Linked DNA regions of Homo sapiens: region 1 is linked to region 2. The links are chromatin loops, found by intact Hi-C in ENCODE. Cell type or tissue: CD4-positive, alpha-beta T cell. All regions are shown on one strand. Links, peaks and the distances in the headings refer to the core of each region. The heading gives the core; the rest is flanking DNA.

Region 1 (8,341 bases), core at 39-8,038, 54 kb before region 2:
TTGCTTGTTGTATAGAAAATTTGGAAAAGCACTTAAGTGCACAGAGAAGGAGGAAGAAACCACCCAAAATCCCACTACCAAAAGAAAAATTCACGGTAATAATAGTGACTTAACAGTCTGAAAAACTCATTTCCAATCATTCCTCTTTTCATATTTTTAACAGTTAAAATGGTAAATGCCATACTAAAGTATAGTATAAACATGTTTCATGAGAATAAAACTTTTTTCATTGATAATCTTAAGGAAGGCCAGGCGCAGTGGCTCATGCCTGTAATTTCAGCACTTTCGGAGGCCGAGGCAGGCGGATCACGAGGTCAGGAGATCGAGGCCAACCTGGCTAACACGGTGAAACCCCGTCTCTACTAAAAATAGAAAAAATTAGCCGGGCGTGGTGGCACGTGCCTGTAGTCCCAGCCACTCAGGAGGCTGAGGCAGGAGAATTACTTGAACATGGGAGGCAGAGGCTGCAGAGAGCCAAGATCATGCCACTGCACTCCAGCCTGGGCAACGGAGTGAGATTCTGTCTTAAAAATAATAATAACAATCATAATCATCTTAAGGACTACATAATGTTATTTTTAATGAGTATGTCACATTTTACCATGGAAACATGGGCGTATAGTTCTGTTGATTGTTTGTTTTTCATTTTATTTTGCTATAAAAAGTAATATTGAAAAGAAACATCCCTGGGCAAAAAATTCTTTACATTCCTGTTATTTTTAGGACAAAGAACTTCTGGAAATGTAATTTTAACAGAGTGTTTAGTTTGCCTGTAAGTTAAGAAGAGTCTTCTTGTACTCTTAACAAAAGTACTCTTATTGCTATAGACAGCTCTATGACATTACATAAAGTTTTAAACCCCATTCCATGGTTTGTCAGTATTCCTCCAGCTCATGAAAACAACTCTGTCTACACTTGCGGTTCATGCAGACAGACTTATGAACTGGACAGGGGGAGGAATGGGAGGTAGGAGATAATGAACTAGATTTGAAAGTGTCCCTGTCTTTCCCAGCAAGGAGAGAATGAAATATTTTCTTAAGTGAGGCAGAAGCCTAGCACTGAGGAAAAGAAGGGAAGAGTTGCTCTTTTTCACAGTGTGAGGCTGTGCTTGAATCTCTCCCAGACTGAGGCCTAGTGGCCCCTGGGTGGCCTCTGTATTATAAAAAGGAGGCCCTCTTTGAAGGTAGTGGGCACAAGAAGATAAAGTGTTTTTCATACATAACTGAAAATAGCGTGAGCTGTAGAGAGACATTCAGAAATGGGGATTCATAGCAAAATAATTTAATTAAACTCAATGTATCCTGCAAGCAAGAAGACCTGGTGTAAGGTGAGAAAATAATTGTATCTTTCTCATTCTCTGTCTCAGCAGATGACTCAGATCTAGCAGTTTGCTGGAGGTGGCAGTCACCAGCTGAAAAGAGCTGACTGATAAACATTCAGGAATTTTGCAATCTGGTTTGGTAACTTTAAATTGGTCATGACACAGTATTTACAGCATGGAAACCAGCAAATACTACAAGTCACACCTTTCCAGACCCTTCCCATCCCCAGAGATCTGGTGTATCTGTTCAGCACACCTCAGATCCAAAGCTCCTTTTCTGATTTCTCTCCCAAATTCAAGACCCATTATTGACACTACATTCAGGACATCCCTATTTGTCTCAAATTCATTAGATGACTCATTATTCTCTCCCAGGTATGATCTTACTAGTGTGCTCTGTATTTCTGTTAACAATTTATCATCTTCACAAACAGCAGCAACCAAAACCTGACAGCCATATTTGACACTTTACTAAGTAATAAACAAGAAGAAGGACAAAAAGGAGGAGAATTAGTCAATAAAGTAATTTCTTATGTCAGCCCTTGTGATAAGCCTTTTACATACATTCCTATAACATCTCTTAAAGAAGGTATTATTCTAGCTGTGCAAAGGGAAAACAAGTTCAGGGAGGTTATGTTACTTACCAGACTTTGCCAGCTAATAAGTTTCAGAACTATGGTTTGAGACTCTGAGTATAACCCAATATGTAAACCAATATGCCATATTTCTAATCAATTAATTGCAAAATCTGCCCTCTAGAACTTTTTCATTGTTTTAAGGAGGTATTATTTGCATACAATGAAATGCTCAAATCTTAAATGTGCATTCCCCCAGTGTTGATGAAGATAAACTGTTGTATAACTCACACTCCTATCTATATATATAACATTTCCATTGCTCAAGCACATTTCCTCCTTGTTTGTTCCAGTCAATCCCCGCTTGTTACAGTCAGCATAACACTGCCCTAACAAAATATTACAAATTGAATGACTTATAAACAACATTTATTTCTCACAGCTTTGGAGGGTGGAAAGTCCAAGATCAAGGCACTAGCACATTCAATGTCTGGTGAGGGCCTGTTTTCTGATTTATAGATAGTGCCTTCTTGCTGTTTTTTTCACTTGGTGGAAGGAGCAAGAGAGATTTCTGGAAACTTTTAATTGGGATTAAGGGCAGTAAATCCCAATTATGAGGGCTCTGTCCTGCTGACCTAATCACCTCCCAAAGTCCCCACCTCCTAATGTCATCACACTGGTAAGTAGATTCAACATATGAATTTGAGAGAGACACAAACATTCAGACCACAGAACCACTGCTTTATTTCATCACAGGTGAGTTTTACCTATTCTGGCCCTTCATATAAATGAAATCATATAGCATATACTCTTTTGTGGAAAACTTCTTTAGCTCAGCATTTTGAGAATAATTTATATTATTTATGTATATCAGTAATTTGTATATATTTATTGCCAAGTAATATTCTATTATATGAATAAACCAAAGTTTGTTTATCTACTGTTTTATTGATGGACATTGGAGTGACTGGCTATTATGAATAAGGATGCTTTAAACATTCTTGTACAAATCTTTTTGTTGACACATGTCTTCACTTCTTTTTAGTAAAACCTAAAAGCATAAATGGTGAGTCGTAGGACAGGTGTATGTTTACATGAGAAATTGCCAGACTAATTCCTAGGTCGTTTTGTCATTTTATACTCTCATTATCAGTGTATGGTGATTCCACTTGTTTCACATCCTCAACAACACTTAGTATTGTCAGTCTTTTAGTTGTAGCCATTCTAGTGACTCTGTAGTAATAACTCATTGGTTTTAATTCACATTTCTCTAATGATTTATTATGTAGACCTAGACATCAAAGAAAACACAGGCATATATCTTAGTGACTTAAGAATAACAAAAAATTCCTTTTACAAGACACAGAAAGCACTCACTATTAAAGGAAAAGCATAAAGATATAGTAGACTTCACAGAAATTAAAATCGTAAGAAAATAGGTTTAAAAGCCACATGTATGTACATATAATATATACATGCAAAGGACTTGTACCTAGACTATGTAACAATTTCTATAATGCAATTTTTTTAATCCAGTGGAAAATTATGGGCAAGAGATTTGAACAGGCACTTCACAAAGGAATATATATATACGCACACACAAAATGACCAAAAAGCACATGAGAAAATGCCTCATAGCATTTCATCATTACCTTTTATAGAAGCCATCACTTTTTATTTTTGTACCACAGTTTGTGAAAGTATAACTCCCAACCCAAACTGTATAAACCTGAAAGTACAATGAATATTTAAGGCACCTTTGTCCTACCTCCAAGGTATATGTACATGTGGAGGAGTGAGAGACTCACAAATATTTTTAAATCATTGAGCAAATGAATTAACATTGTATATCTTAAGACATTTTAGCAGACATTAATATTGCAAACAAATGAAGCAGTAATAAGGCAGTGCCTAGAGAAGAAAAAGAAAACAGATAACAAGAGAAATAAGCCTAAGAAGTGAGGGGGCGGGGGGAAGTATTTCTCACAGACAAATGAAGTGAATTTAAAACGCTAGTGTAAAATAAAAGAGGAAATAGGGTTAGTAGAATAAAACAACAAAGATAATGTGAAGCAAACTTTCCCAAAATAAGACACCTACTCTTTTGCATGGGCAACCCATCTCTGTGTGGGTAATTTTGCATTAACAAAAGCCCAGGGGAAGCTATCAGACCAAAACAGGAAGCCGTGCATGTGTGCTCAGGTGGAAGTTGCCAAGACATGCCCCTTGTGTACTCTGATGTGCATTCTGCTTGCCAGAAAACTCAGATTCCTTGTCAGAAGTTAGACCCAGAAAATGCAGATAGCATCATTATTGCATCCACAGTAGTGTTTTCAGATTCTGGTGACATCATCTAGGAATTCTCAGCCATGATAATTTTAACTCCTATGGGGCATTCTCTTTCTGAGATAAAATTTGTCCACTGAGCCATTTGTGAATGACTTATATGAAACCCATTCATCCCCATGATTCAAAGACTACTGTTCAGTATTTATAGTAACTCTATAAGGAATTTTCTAGAACTATAGGCTTACTCGAACCATCTTTATAATTATTTCAAAATAATAAGGCACATTGTTTCAGATGATGACCTCAAGACTCAGTTATTTTCAGGCTAAATCTCTGAATATATTTCAATGATCTTATTTCTATCTCAAATTTCAAACTAATTTGTATAAATCATTTAATTTCCATGTGAAAGACTTTTTTCTCTCCTGATCAGATACTAAAATATCAGAACTTTGAAACGTGGAAATTCTGACCAATAAATGCAATTTTCATGATTTTTCTTTTTGGGATTCTCAGGAGGAAAAAAAACCTCACCTATTGAATAAGTTACATTTCATGACTAGGGCAGTAAATTAGTGGATTCGAGGTAAACTCTGGGTGAGGTGTATATGGGTTCTGGGAATAGAACCAAAAACAGAAGTTTAAAAAAAGAGAGAAGCTTGAAAAAATTTAGAGAACCCTAAAAAATGAAATTCCAGAGGGATATCTTATACTTAACTGTAAAATATGTGTGCTTGTGTGTGTGTGTGTGTGTGTTTGTGAGGGTGGGTTGGGGGTGTATGGGAGTCAGAAAATGAAAAACTTAAGTGAAAGTTATAGTTTTGTTGGGAAAACCTTCAAGGCTGAGTTTTTCTGTCATGAAATCAACACATAAAGCTATTTTATAAACAAAGGAGATGGAGACAGTTAACTTATAAATAGATCTAATTCACACACTCATTCATTCATAATTTAAATCCTGCAACAGGAAATAGAGCATATTCTAAACTTAATCTCATCCCCTTCTTCAATGCATTATGAAGCTCAAGACATAGTTTTGAAACAAATTAAAGATACTATCTTTATGTAAAGGATAAAATTTGTTATCCTAAGATATAGTAAGTGGGTTTAGCCAATGTGAATCTTGTGTCTTAGGCTCACCCAAAAGTCCTATAAATGAATCCAACCTAACCTTAGAATGCCCATAACTACATGCACACTGAATTTCTGTCTGACCACCTGGACTTCAGCCCAAACTGTCATGCTCTCCTTAGCTTCCAGGTTCCACATCTCAGCTCCTGACATTGCTTTAAGTTCTTCTGAGTTTGGTGCCCTTGTCTCAGCCCTTCATTCCCACCATGCTCTCAAGACTTCAGTATTCAGTCTCTCACACCAGATCTCCAGGTGAGAGTCACCCACATAGCAACTTGACCCAGGTTGGTGAAACCAATCAAACATTTGCTTACTCCCATCAAGATTCCTACAGGGAAAGGGTTACATTCAGTAATTCTATTTGCCATCTTTGTTGCAAGCATTCTCTTCTTTTTCTAGAAAATGTCTCCTAGAAACTAAATCAAATGCAGGAGATGGCTTGGCAGTTACCAAGAGAAGTCATTGAAATAACTCCTGCAAAGTCATAAACTGTTGAGGAAGCAGAAACTAAGGACTGGCCATTTGCTTTTTTTAAACACCAAGCTGAACAAATTTTCTAGCTGTTTCTAAGAACTAGAAATTGTAATTCATTCCATTATACCTTGATAAAGTTGGGAAATATGAAATAGTTGACACCAACTTAAAGGAATTAACATGTCTGGGAATGTTTGAAATGACATTTTGGATTTCGGAGTGAATATGCAGACACATAAATGAGCTGAGTAAAACATCAGGGTGTTATTATACTAAAGATTCATAAAACAATAGCAAACTGTACAAAAATATTGCTTTCCTTGCACACTCTGCTCAAAGAGAATTTCCCATTTTACTTTTAACATTTGGATCCAACTGTTTTTACAGCCATCTCTTTGGTGTTAAAACGGAGGATAAACATATTTATCTCTAAGCAAAACATACCCAGAAAGTAAGAACTCCTTTAAAAAATGACTATGCCTGAGATGCCACCTCAGAAGTATTATTCTCTAATTGAAGACAACCATCTAAAATACACATACAACATACACACAGATGTTGTGTGTATGCCAGATCTGAAGCCAGAGACCTAGATAAACATAAGGCAAGGAGAAGCCACCAAAACCAAATGGCAGAGTACTCTTCAACCTGGGGGATGGACATACTACCTCAAACCATTCTTGAAGCCTCCCTTATTTCTCATGTTTTCTCAATGAATAGCTAAAAGGAGAAAAAAGTGCTGTGGCCAGGATTGGGAGAAAACAAAATTAAATGGTTCAAAATTCTAGAATGACATCAAGGTAAAGGCAAATTGATTACAGTTATCATTTTCTTTGTCTTTTCCAATTTATAGTAAACGGACTCTGAGAATACATGCTTGGGGCTCTTCTGCTCTCCTTGACTGCCCTCTCTCAGGGTAATGATGGCTTAGATTTTCCAATAAAAAATCTGATATAGAATATATATACATCCTAAAAAAGATGTATGTACATCATTTTTCAGATGTTTAATATTTTTTAAATGCTCAAAGAGGGTCTCATATTTAAAGGTCTCCCCAAAATTATATATGTCTAAGTTCTAATTTTGGCATTTGGGACTATAATGTGCATCATATAAGAATAGTATTCCATTTCAGAATTAGTGAATGGGTTTGCTACACCAGAACATCAGACTTCAGCATGTTATTTTTGTATTTTGTTTTACATCACAATTCAGATCATTTTTGTGACTACCTATCCCTTTCTAATTTGAATTTTGCTGATGGTTTAAAGCTTTTTTCTTTCTATCCATTCTTTTTTCTTTCTATCCATTCTAAGTTAGCATCTTACATTTTCCCCGCAGGGTTTTATTCGTGCATAATTCTTTGGCACCCCAGGCAGCAGGCTCTGAAACAGTTCTTGAGCTTTCTGTGGCCCCCAAACCATTCCAAGGAAAATGGGCAACTTGGGAGCATCCTGAAGGATTTGGTGCCTGGGGTAACATGTACTGTTTGTTTAGTGAATTAGCACCTCAGAAAAAGATCGTAAAAGAAGGTGTTCCTAATGGCATGGAGTGCAAAAATAGGAGGCTGATGCAATCTGTTTCAGCACTATTTGGTGCTCCGTCAGCACTATCCAAATTTTAGTCTCTGGTTTAAAATTGATAACCTAGAAGATGTTTTTAGCCATGTTTACAGTATTTGAAGATACTATTTAGAAGATGTCAGCTGGAATCTGTGATCTTGGAGGCGCTTTGTATGAGAATGTGGTTTATTTGGTCACGGAGAATTCAACTGCCTATCTTGTTCTCTTGTGCCTCTTTGCTGGAATGTGGTGCAAATTTTCCAGGGATCTCAGTTCCGATGTAGATTTTTAAAAAAAAATTCTGTACTGTAGCAATAAATTTATAATAACTATCTTAAGATCTAAATATATAAAACAAGTGAAAAGGATACCTGCATTATTAGGGTAGTAACAATGATAGCTACCGTTTATGCTGTGCTAACTAGGGCACAGTTATAAGACTAAGCTATTCGCATACATCTAATCTTTATAATAATGCTACAACTTAGGTACTATTATCTATATTTTTACAGATAAAGAAACTAAGCCTTTACATTGCTAAAAAAGTGTTGCCTTAACTCCAAAGTCTAAGTTTTTGACCTTTACACTACACTGCCTCTTTCTCTAATGCATTTAAGTATACTTTGAAAATGTATAACAATCTCTACAAATGTCAGGTGGTACTCTTACCATGGCTACTAGAAAAGAGTCTTAATCTTGCACTATTCTTATTGCTACCATCTAAAGGAAGTGATACCCTAAAGTGGTAAGAATGGTACAGCTATCCTTGTGAGCCATTTAAGTGAGTGTAGTTATACCTTGGGAATTGGGTGCAGTAATACTTCAAAACCAGTGTTTTACACTTTTAAGAACTCAAGATATAGGCCAATGTCACAAGAAGCTGTTGCTATTTATTTCTGAGTGAGAGAAGGAAGAGTCTTGATAAAAAACAAAAAATAAAAAAGCAAACAAAACAACTACTTCAAGGCTGATGAAGGCCTACCTTGGAT
Region 2 (8,341 bases), core at 21-8,020:
ATTCTTTGTGAGGCCATATGATGTATGGCATTTCTGGGCCATAGCATTTAAATGTCTGCATGAAACCCTCCAGAGTGATCTTTATTTTTGCCATAACAACATGAAACATTCAAGATGGCAACTGTTCCATTAGCCAGGGACCTGGAGTGACAGACATGGAACAGACCAGCTGAACTGCAATGGATTCAAACCATAACCAAGAAAACGTTTGCTGTTACAGGCCACTAAAAAATTGGAATTGTTACTCCAGCACATTGCCTATCTTGACTGATAAACAAATTTGTTCTGTTTGGCTGCAACTGGCAGGACGAAGACTAACGGTTGGAAGTTTCAGGAAGACTAATTCTGTGCAATATAAGGTAAAAAAATATATATAAGGTAAAAACATAATAAAGTATATAAAGATGAAATACTTTTGAAATTATCCATTCACTTGCACAATATATAGTGAACTCTATTCTCTGGTAAGTACGGTATAGGTAAAAATCCTTGCCTTAATGGCGGTAAGTAGTAAGTTCCCCTTCACACCCAAAATATCTGCATTGAATGGCCTCTAAAGATTTGACAGAACAAATTAACTTTAAAAATACCTTCCAACCTAGAGCTTTAGGATCTCTGATTCCTCTGGTCTTAAGAGAAAAATATGTACATATATATATATATTTTTTCTTCCTCAAGTATTTCTTTGATTCAAACCACTAACTGATCCATTGTCTTTTCACATTTTGATGTCTTTTTTCCAGCAAATAACTTCCTTCAAGGCCAATGCTGTTTTATCCTTTCCCTTGATCTTTCTTCTAATATTTAGTAGGCAATATTTTATTGTCTATTCTTTTAAGGAAATAACCAGTGCAGCTTTTGATACCAGCTACTATTATTGGCCATTTGATATGTTCCAGATTTGTCTTTCAGTCATTTAAGTCACATTTGGACTTGTTAAAAAAATCTAGTAGCACAAATGTATTATTGTGTTAGTTCATTTGAGGTGCTACAACAAATTATCTTTGACTGGGTAATTTATAAGCAACAGAAATTTATTGCTCACAGTTCTGGAAGCTGAGGAGTCCAAGATTACAGCACCAGCAGATTCAGTATCTGGTGAAGGCTCACTCCTTGCTTCACAGATGGCACTTTTGTTGCTGTGTCCTCACACAGTGGAAGGGGCAAGGTAGCTAGATTCAGCCTGTCTTACAAAGGCACTCCTGTCACTCATGAGGGTTGAAGCCTTCATGACTTAATCACTTCCCAAAGGCCCTACTTCTTAATACCATCACTTTTGATATTAGGTTCTAACACATGAACCCCAATATTGGGGGAACACTAACATTCAGACCATAGCAACTAACCAAATAATCCAGATTAAATGCCCCTTTCTTCTGAAAAATGATCTTAGCCTTGTGCTATGAAATTTGTGGCCAACTACAATATTTTATTAACATCTGAGCTGTAAGGCTTAAGAGTTTATCAAACTATGTCATTTAATGCACTGCACCCAGAATTGCATAATTCTGTATTCTAACAGAGCCCATGTGCTTTCTATACAAGACTATTGGGAGGAAAAAGCAAATTCAAAAAATGAGGGGCAAAATGGTCTCGGTTCAACTCAGAGGAGCATATCATACTTTCAGTTATAGGGGCTTGGCTGATAACTTGGGGAAGCAGATGAGTATATAAGAGTGTAAGAAAGAAAAAAAAACCTTTTTTAAAAATTTCAAATTTCTGTTCAGCTTCATTTCAGGCTTTCAGAATTGGAAAATCAACTGCCTGCTACAATAAATTACTGTTAAGCAGTAATTAAATACCGAGAATGTATTTTTTTCCATTCCAAACCTGATGTCTTTCTCAGACACAGATATTGTTACTGGTTAGGAAATGCAGCATTTTGGTAAATTAAGGCAGGAGGATTTAATGTCTCCTGGGACCTGTGGGGACAGAAAGTGATCCAAGAAGGAAAACGTTTTACTATGTTTTGCTCATTATAATCATTTATACCTTTTTGCTTTGCTTTACAAAACTAGGAGTTGTGGTGGGCACTTGTATCTTTAAAAAGGAGGGTTGGTTCCCTAAAAGAACCCTAATTCATAATTTTAAAAAATTCCTATATGTTTGGAATTGTGGTCTCGGCATAAAATGATGATCAACTGAAAAAAGATGAATAACTTCCAGTGAATTCAATAACCATGGATGAGGGGAAAAAAGCAGCATGAATACATGCTGTATTCTCCTTTATTTAGAAAAAGCACACAAAAATACAGCAGAGTTGATGTGTTTGTCACCAGGGCTTGAAAGTCGAATCAACCACTGTGTAAAAGATAAAATAAGACTGCACGGATATCAGGATTTTCCCAGCGTGCTTTATTCATAGCCATCTGACACAACAGGACCTAACAGAGCTTTTAGGAAAAACTGAATTCTCAGCCCACAATCACTTTCCAGGAACTTCCCTGCAAACAGTGCTGTGCGCTGGCAGGATGGAAATCTTAGCAATCTCCCTCCTGCTTCCATAGTTTCCTCCTCTCTAAATAAAATTATTTATGGGGACTTAATGAGAGAGCAAGCCTTGTGTGAAAGGAATTCAAGAAAGTGCGGCTTCTAAAAATACACCTAGGCAGCTCTACAGTCCTTATTGTTACAACCTGACGTTTTGCAGTTCATGCCATGAACCTAACTACACTTCTTGCCAAATACACACAAGCGTACAAAGAAGAGGAAAAGTAAAAACTATGTTACTATGTTTTATCTTTCTGCAATCCCTTTGAGTAAACAGTAGTAATTTTCTGTTGACATACTCAATGCAAATTTCCCAAAGGCTACACAATACAAAACAAAAGACCTGTTAGCTTCCTCAGAGCTGGGGGGAGGAGAGGCAGGGGGAGAGAAATAAAGTTGATGGAGCTCCAGTTTCTCCTAAGCCTGCAGTCCTGAGCCTCCAGTCACCCTAGTCTTTTTGTAGAGATTTTTTGAGTTTCAGTCTCCACTTGGGAAGGTTCCTTGGCCCCTTCTCTCCCAATGTCAATAAAACCCTCATCTCTCCCGCTTTGCCCCCAGCTTTTTGGGGAAATTGGACCTTGCCTAGGCGTCTTGTTCCAGTGGGTTGAAAAGTACAGCTGGTGATGTGAGGATAAATATTTAAACTAATGGGCTGGGTCACAGCGTGGGGGTCTTCAAGAGAGGGCCTCCTCCTCCTTCCGCCACGTGCTCCTCACTTGGGGTGCAGGGCTCCTGGACAAGGGGCTAAGACGGACGAGGGTGGGATGAAGGGAGATGGACAGACCAGACTGTAAGTGAAGGAGGCCCTCTAGGAAACATCGTCTCGACCGAACATTGACGGAGAAAAAAAAAATGGCCCAAATGCCCCTAGTGGGGAAGCATACACCCCACGCAGGCTGGGTTGGGGTGGGGGTGCTTCGCGGCCTCTCACCTGACTTCCTCCTCCGCCTGCACACACACTACAGTAACCCCCTCTACTCACCCCCCAAAACCCAGCCAAACAACAAGCAACAAGAGGAAGCCGCAGGCGACAAGAGGAGGAGTGCGCGTGTTGGGGGCCCCCGGAGAGGTGAGGGGGCAGGGTTGGCGGGCGACGAGAACCGCGCCGCGCACCCCAAGCGCACCCCCAAGCGCCCACACTTACCCCTCGAGGCTGAGGGTCCTGTCTTCCGCGCCAACCCCCGTGTGCGCCCCCTGGCCCGCCCTCGCCCCTCCGGCCCGCCGCCCCCCACACCCCGGCCGGCGCGCTGGGAGGGAGCCCGGGAGCGGTGCGCAGCAGCGGCGGCGGCGGCGGCGGCTCGGGCTCGGCTCGGCTCGGGCTTCAGTGCGCCTAGTGTCGCCAGCGGCCGCCGAGGCTCCCACCGCCAGGGGGAGAAGCCGGGCGGGCGCTGGGGAGGCGGGCCGGGCCCTGGCCGCCCCGCTGGCCAGCCCGCGCCGCACAAGCTCCGAAGCGGCGGCTACGCGGGGTCCGCCGAGCCCCCGGGCGCAGCGTGCCCGGTCCGAAGCGCCACGTCTGGATGCGCGTCCCGGGTGGCTGCGGGCTCCCGCGGGGGACGCCCCGGCCGCTCCGGTGCGCCTCCAGACTGCAGGCGCCGCGACCGACGAGACGAGAGCAGCTCCCGCCGGCCCCTTCCCCCTCCCGCCCCCGCCGCCGCCCCCTCCCCCTTCTCCCCCCCCCGCCCGTTAACATCTCCTCCCTCCCCCTCCTTCTCTTCCTTCCCTTGGCCCCGCGCGCTCGCTCGCTCGCTCCTCGCCTCGCTCTCCCCTTTAAACGCCCACTTCGTATGGGGAAAGAGGACAACTTGAAGTCAAGTTGCAATTAACTTCCGCGGCAGCCGCAGCTCCGGCGGCGGCGGCGGCGGCAGGAGAGGCAGAAGCCGCCGCCTCGGAAGTCCGACGCCGGCGCGCCCGCCCGGGGAGCCGTTCTTGGTTTCAGGCCCGCACTCGACAGCCACCGCCGCCCCCAACGTCCATGCCTGAGTGAGTTCTGCTCTTTTGCCTCCCTTTTCCCCTTGCTACTCTTGCTGTTTTATCTCTGTCCCTCTTTTTCCGGAATCAATCCAAACTTCTCCGTAGCACCCACTCCTCGTCCCCTATTGGGGCGGCTGGGCTCCCCTCTCGTGGGCGCAGGGCTTCAACGGTCTTCCGAGCCCCTTTTCTCACGCAGACGGACCTTGGAGGGGTGGGCTGGTAGAGTAGGGGAGAGCGGTCGGGATGGGGGATTTGAAGATGCCATTCGTTTTCTGTCTGGGTGTGGACACACCACCACACCTGCCCAATAGACCCTGGCTGAACAAACTCCTTCAGGTCACCGGTATGGCCCCTTTTAGAAAAGGAAAGGGGAGTGGAAAAGACCGAAGGAAGCAAATGGGGAAAAGGGGAGCCTCTCGGTGCGTTCTGGAGCCGGGCGGGCAGTAAGGTGCCTGGAGGAGTGGGCTGCGGGAGTGGTAATGTTCCCCCACCGGATCGCGAGTCTGCTCAGCATCCTTTCCCGGTCCATCTCCGCCTCCCTCCGCTCCCTGCCTGCGCGGCTGATTGTAAGCATCGGCGAAGAGGGGCCTGGGAAGTTTGTGGCAACTTCTGCATCCCGGGAGCTACTCGGGCGCCGGGGCGCTCAAGTTGGAGCCCGGAGTTTGAAAGCCGCGGCACTCCTCATTTCGAGCCCTCGCTGGCTGTAGCGAGGCCGGTCCTGGAGAGGCTGCTGGCGTGAATGTGGGTTTGGAGTTGGGCAAGAGGCAGAAGAAAGGGCCGTCCTCTTAGCAGGGGCCGGGACATCACAGGTGCAGCCTCGCAGTCCACACCGTGTTTCCCTCCTGCTGTCCAGACCCGAGCGCGGTGGCCTTTTCCTATTGCTCCAGTGCTAAGGCTCCCGGGCCGGCAGAACCGGGGTTTGGGAAACCACGACGAGAAGGACGAAGCAGGCAGGTGGCAGGTCCGGGGAGTGCCACGTGCTTACTGGGGAAACGCAGTTTCCTCTTGGGATGACCTCAGAAGACCAACAGGGGAAAGGGGCATAGGGATCTCCTTGAAAGTTTTGGCCTTGGCCTCCACTGAGGTGTTGCAAATTTCACTAACAAATGTCAACCACAGGGTCCTCTCTCAAAGTGTCCTGGTTGGCAACTTTGACCTCTGCGCCCTTCCTTGGCGAACTTTCTCAGTGGCATTCCGGACTTACAAGCAAATGTTCTAAGACTTGGACTCCACATGGTTATAAAAGAGACAGGGAAAACAGAAGGATGCCCTATTCCCCAGAGAGAACCTTACTGCTCTGACTGACTGGGTTTCCATGTTTGCATCCTTGGAGGCCAGGGGACCTGACTTTCTCAAGGGGGTGGCGGGTAGGGTAAGAATGAGTAAAATGTTACCGCTCGGTGTCAGGTTTTGTCCTAAGCAATCTGAAATTTACGGTGTTTGTACTGCTGACAGAGTAACTCATCCCGTTGAAACTTAGTTGAAATTTACACTCTATCCAAAGTGGATTTTTCTGAGATGTCAGGAATGTGAGATTTATTCTGTGGTCAAATGTAGCTGCAAAAATCAAAAACAAAAACCCATACTTTAAGTCTGAAGAAAACCAAGGTTGAGGTGTTTGCTCTAAAAACCTCTCATCTCCTGTATGGTACTACTGCTATGATTTAGCAGTAGTCCTCTATTTCTATTGCATATTATTTTCTTAGAACAGTAGTACATTCATATACTGGCTGCTCCAGTCTGCTGGCAAACATTAGCATTCAAGCTTACATTTTTGACAAATGTGCAGACAGGAATAGCATGAATAGGCATCTTAAATATTAACAACCTAAGCATCTGTTGTGAAACAAATTTAATATATTTACTCTGTTTTTCTCACATTGTTAGAAAAGGTTATAATAAGTGCATAATTTCAACTTTAGTTAGCAGAAGTAACTGGCTGTATCTTTCACTACCTCTCCAAGTGTTTATTACACAATCATCAGACATAAATACTTTAATTAACTTGGTTAAGCACATTATTAAATACACTGTAGACAATGTGTATACTATATAAAATGTAACAGTAGCAAACTATGTATTCTATTTGTACACGTTTTAAATGACTATGCATTTTATAAATATACCAAATATGTTTATTCTTCATCTTCATTTGACACTTACTACTTCATAGTTTTTTCTAATGAAAACAATATTTTAAATGTAGAGTTGTTCAGTCATAGGTAATACATAATATTTAAACAGTAGCTATAAAATACAAGGCATTGTCAAATTTGGATAATGCTACATCTAACATTATACAAGAGAAATAAAATTACAATTCAATTTTGTATTTATTTCTGAATAATGAATATAAATAATATATGAAAAAATAACGAATAGGGATTTCCCTCCTAAAGTACTACCTCCTTAAAATTTGGTGGGAGGGCAGGATGGGGGGCGGGGGGAAGATAGAGAAAGAAGACCTAAATAACTTCCAAAAGTCTGAATAGTTATTTCCAGAATCAATGCATTCCTCACTTTCCCACAAGCTGAAATATGTAATAAATAATAGTTCTTTGTATGTAAAAGTATTCAAAAGGAATGTTTTTTGTTCAGATTTGTAAGAAATTAATATATTCTTTGGTTGATAATCTACAAAAGTAGTTCTTTTGTCTCCCAGCATCTTAAGAACGACAACAAAATGAATATTGGTTTATTTCTGCAAAGAAATCTGTTGCCAGCTATATGAACCTGTGATTAAATAAGACATGATATGCTGAGTGATGGTAAAGAAATACTACATTAACTTAGTAAAGACTAAAATATCTGGAGGAGAATTTTTAGTTCTTTTTCATATGACAGGTTGTGGATTGTAAATTAGGCCTAAAAGGTCAGGTGACAGGCACCTGTTCCTCATTATTGTAAAAATATTTTGGTTACAAACACTGTTAAGCTAAACACAACATGGATATACAGCAGGGACTCTATAAAGCACTCTAGTGGGTTTTCATCTGTTCTGTAAATTTCCAAAAGGGCTATACATAGATATGCCCTTTACACACATAGTTTCTTCCATACATATTGTCTTGGATGGCTGTAATTAATATATTAGCACTTGGAATTGATGAAGTATTTAAAATAAATGCATATGACTAAAGCAATCTTCAGACTATTTCTAGACATGATGTAGTTGAATGCAAAAATGTTTTTAATCTCTTTTCCCTTTTCAATATATTGATTATCAGAATTTTGTTCATGTTATAAATAGAAACCTCCCCAGATTGCCTTTTACACTTTTTAGATAAGATGGGTTCTTATTTTAAATGCTGCCACGAAATATTTTGCTCAGTACTCATATATAAAAAGAAAATTAGTTGCTATATACTGTCATAGCTTTGTGGCATACATAAAATAGAAAAAACACGTTTTACATGAATGCTGTTAGGAAGGATATCATCATTTGATCTTCAAACTTGCCGCTTCTCTCAGGAGAGTTCAGCAATATTTCTATTGGAATTAAGGAATGGGGTTTGATTTTTATGAATGGTTTACCTTCAGATATTTCAGAGAGCAGAATAAGCATACATATTGAAAAGACCAAAGTGGCACAAGGCTGCAAAATATTAAAGGTGCCAGGTGCTTTTAATTAACAAATGAGGACTATCTCGAGTAAATCAGATAACTTGGATTAAGTTCTATGATATTTCAAAATGTTTTTCGTCTTTTTCAGTTTTGTGTGGTTTGTGCTTATTATATTAAGTATTCATTTTTAGCATTTGTGATCAGATTACAGAACAGTCATTACTCTTGCTTTTCAAATTGATTTGGTTTTCAAACTCCAAAACTCTGTGATGATTTTTACAAATTGGTTTACATTTTGACAGAACAGAGTTAAGTT

The links. Hi-C counts contacts between places; a loop is a spot of excess contacts. Peaks named below come from ENCODE experiments on the same cell type or tissue, not always from the same donor. Only the 100,000 strongest peaks of a DNase experiment are listed, where the experiment ranks them.
Region 1: it touches region 2 in a loop (3-fold over the local background); 7 of 110 quality-filtered maps call a loop at or near these places.

The regions. Positions count from the first base shown.
Region 1 is chr3:18,495,214-18,503,554 of GRCh38, reverse strand. The region is part of intron 4 of SATB1-AS1 (SATB1 antisense RNA 1); the gene reads right to left. Among named protein-coding and RNA genes, the nearest start is that of SATB1-AS1, 54 kb to the right of the region's middle. In CD4-positive, alpha-beta T cell, for the core only: no CTCF peak of the experiment used is centred there; a DNase peak (open chromatin) is centred at 4,084; H3K27ac peaks cover 672 bases.
Region 2 is chr3:18,440,736-18,449,076 of GRCh38, reverse strand. It overlaps SATB1-AS1 (SATB1 antisense RNA 1), which reads right to left and starts at 3,840. Exons shown (of 7, transcript NR_125803.1): 1 at 3,635-3,840. It also overlaps a transcript of SATB1 not described here. RefSeq lists a silencer at 3,715-3,934. In CD4-positive, alpha-beta T cell, for the core only: a CTCF peak has its summit at 3,340; DNase peaks (open chromatin) are centred at 3,446, 3,866, 4,206 and 5,266; H3K4me3 peaks cover 6,097 bases; H3K27ac peaks cover 3,103 bases.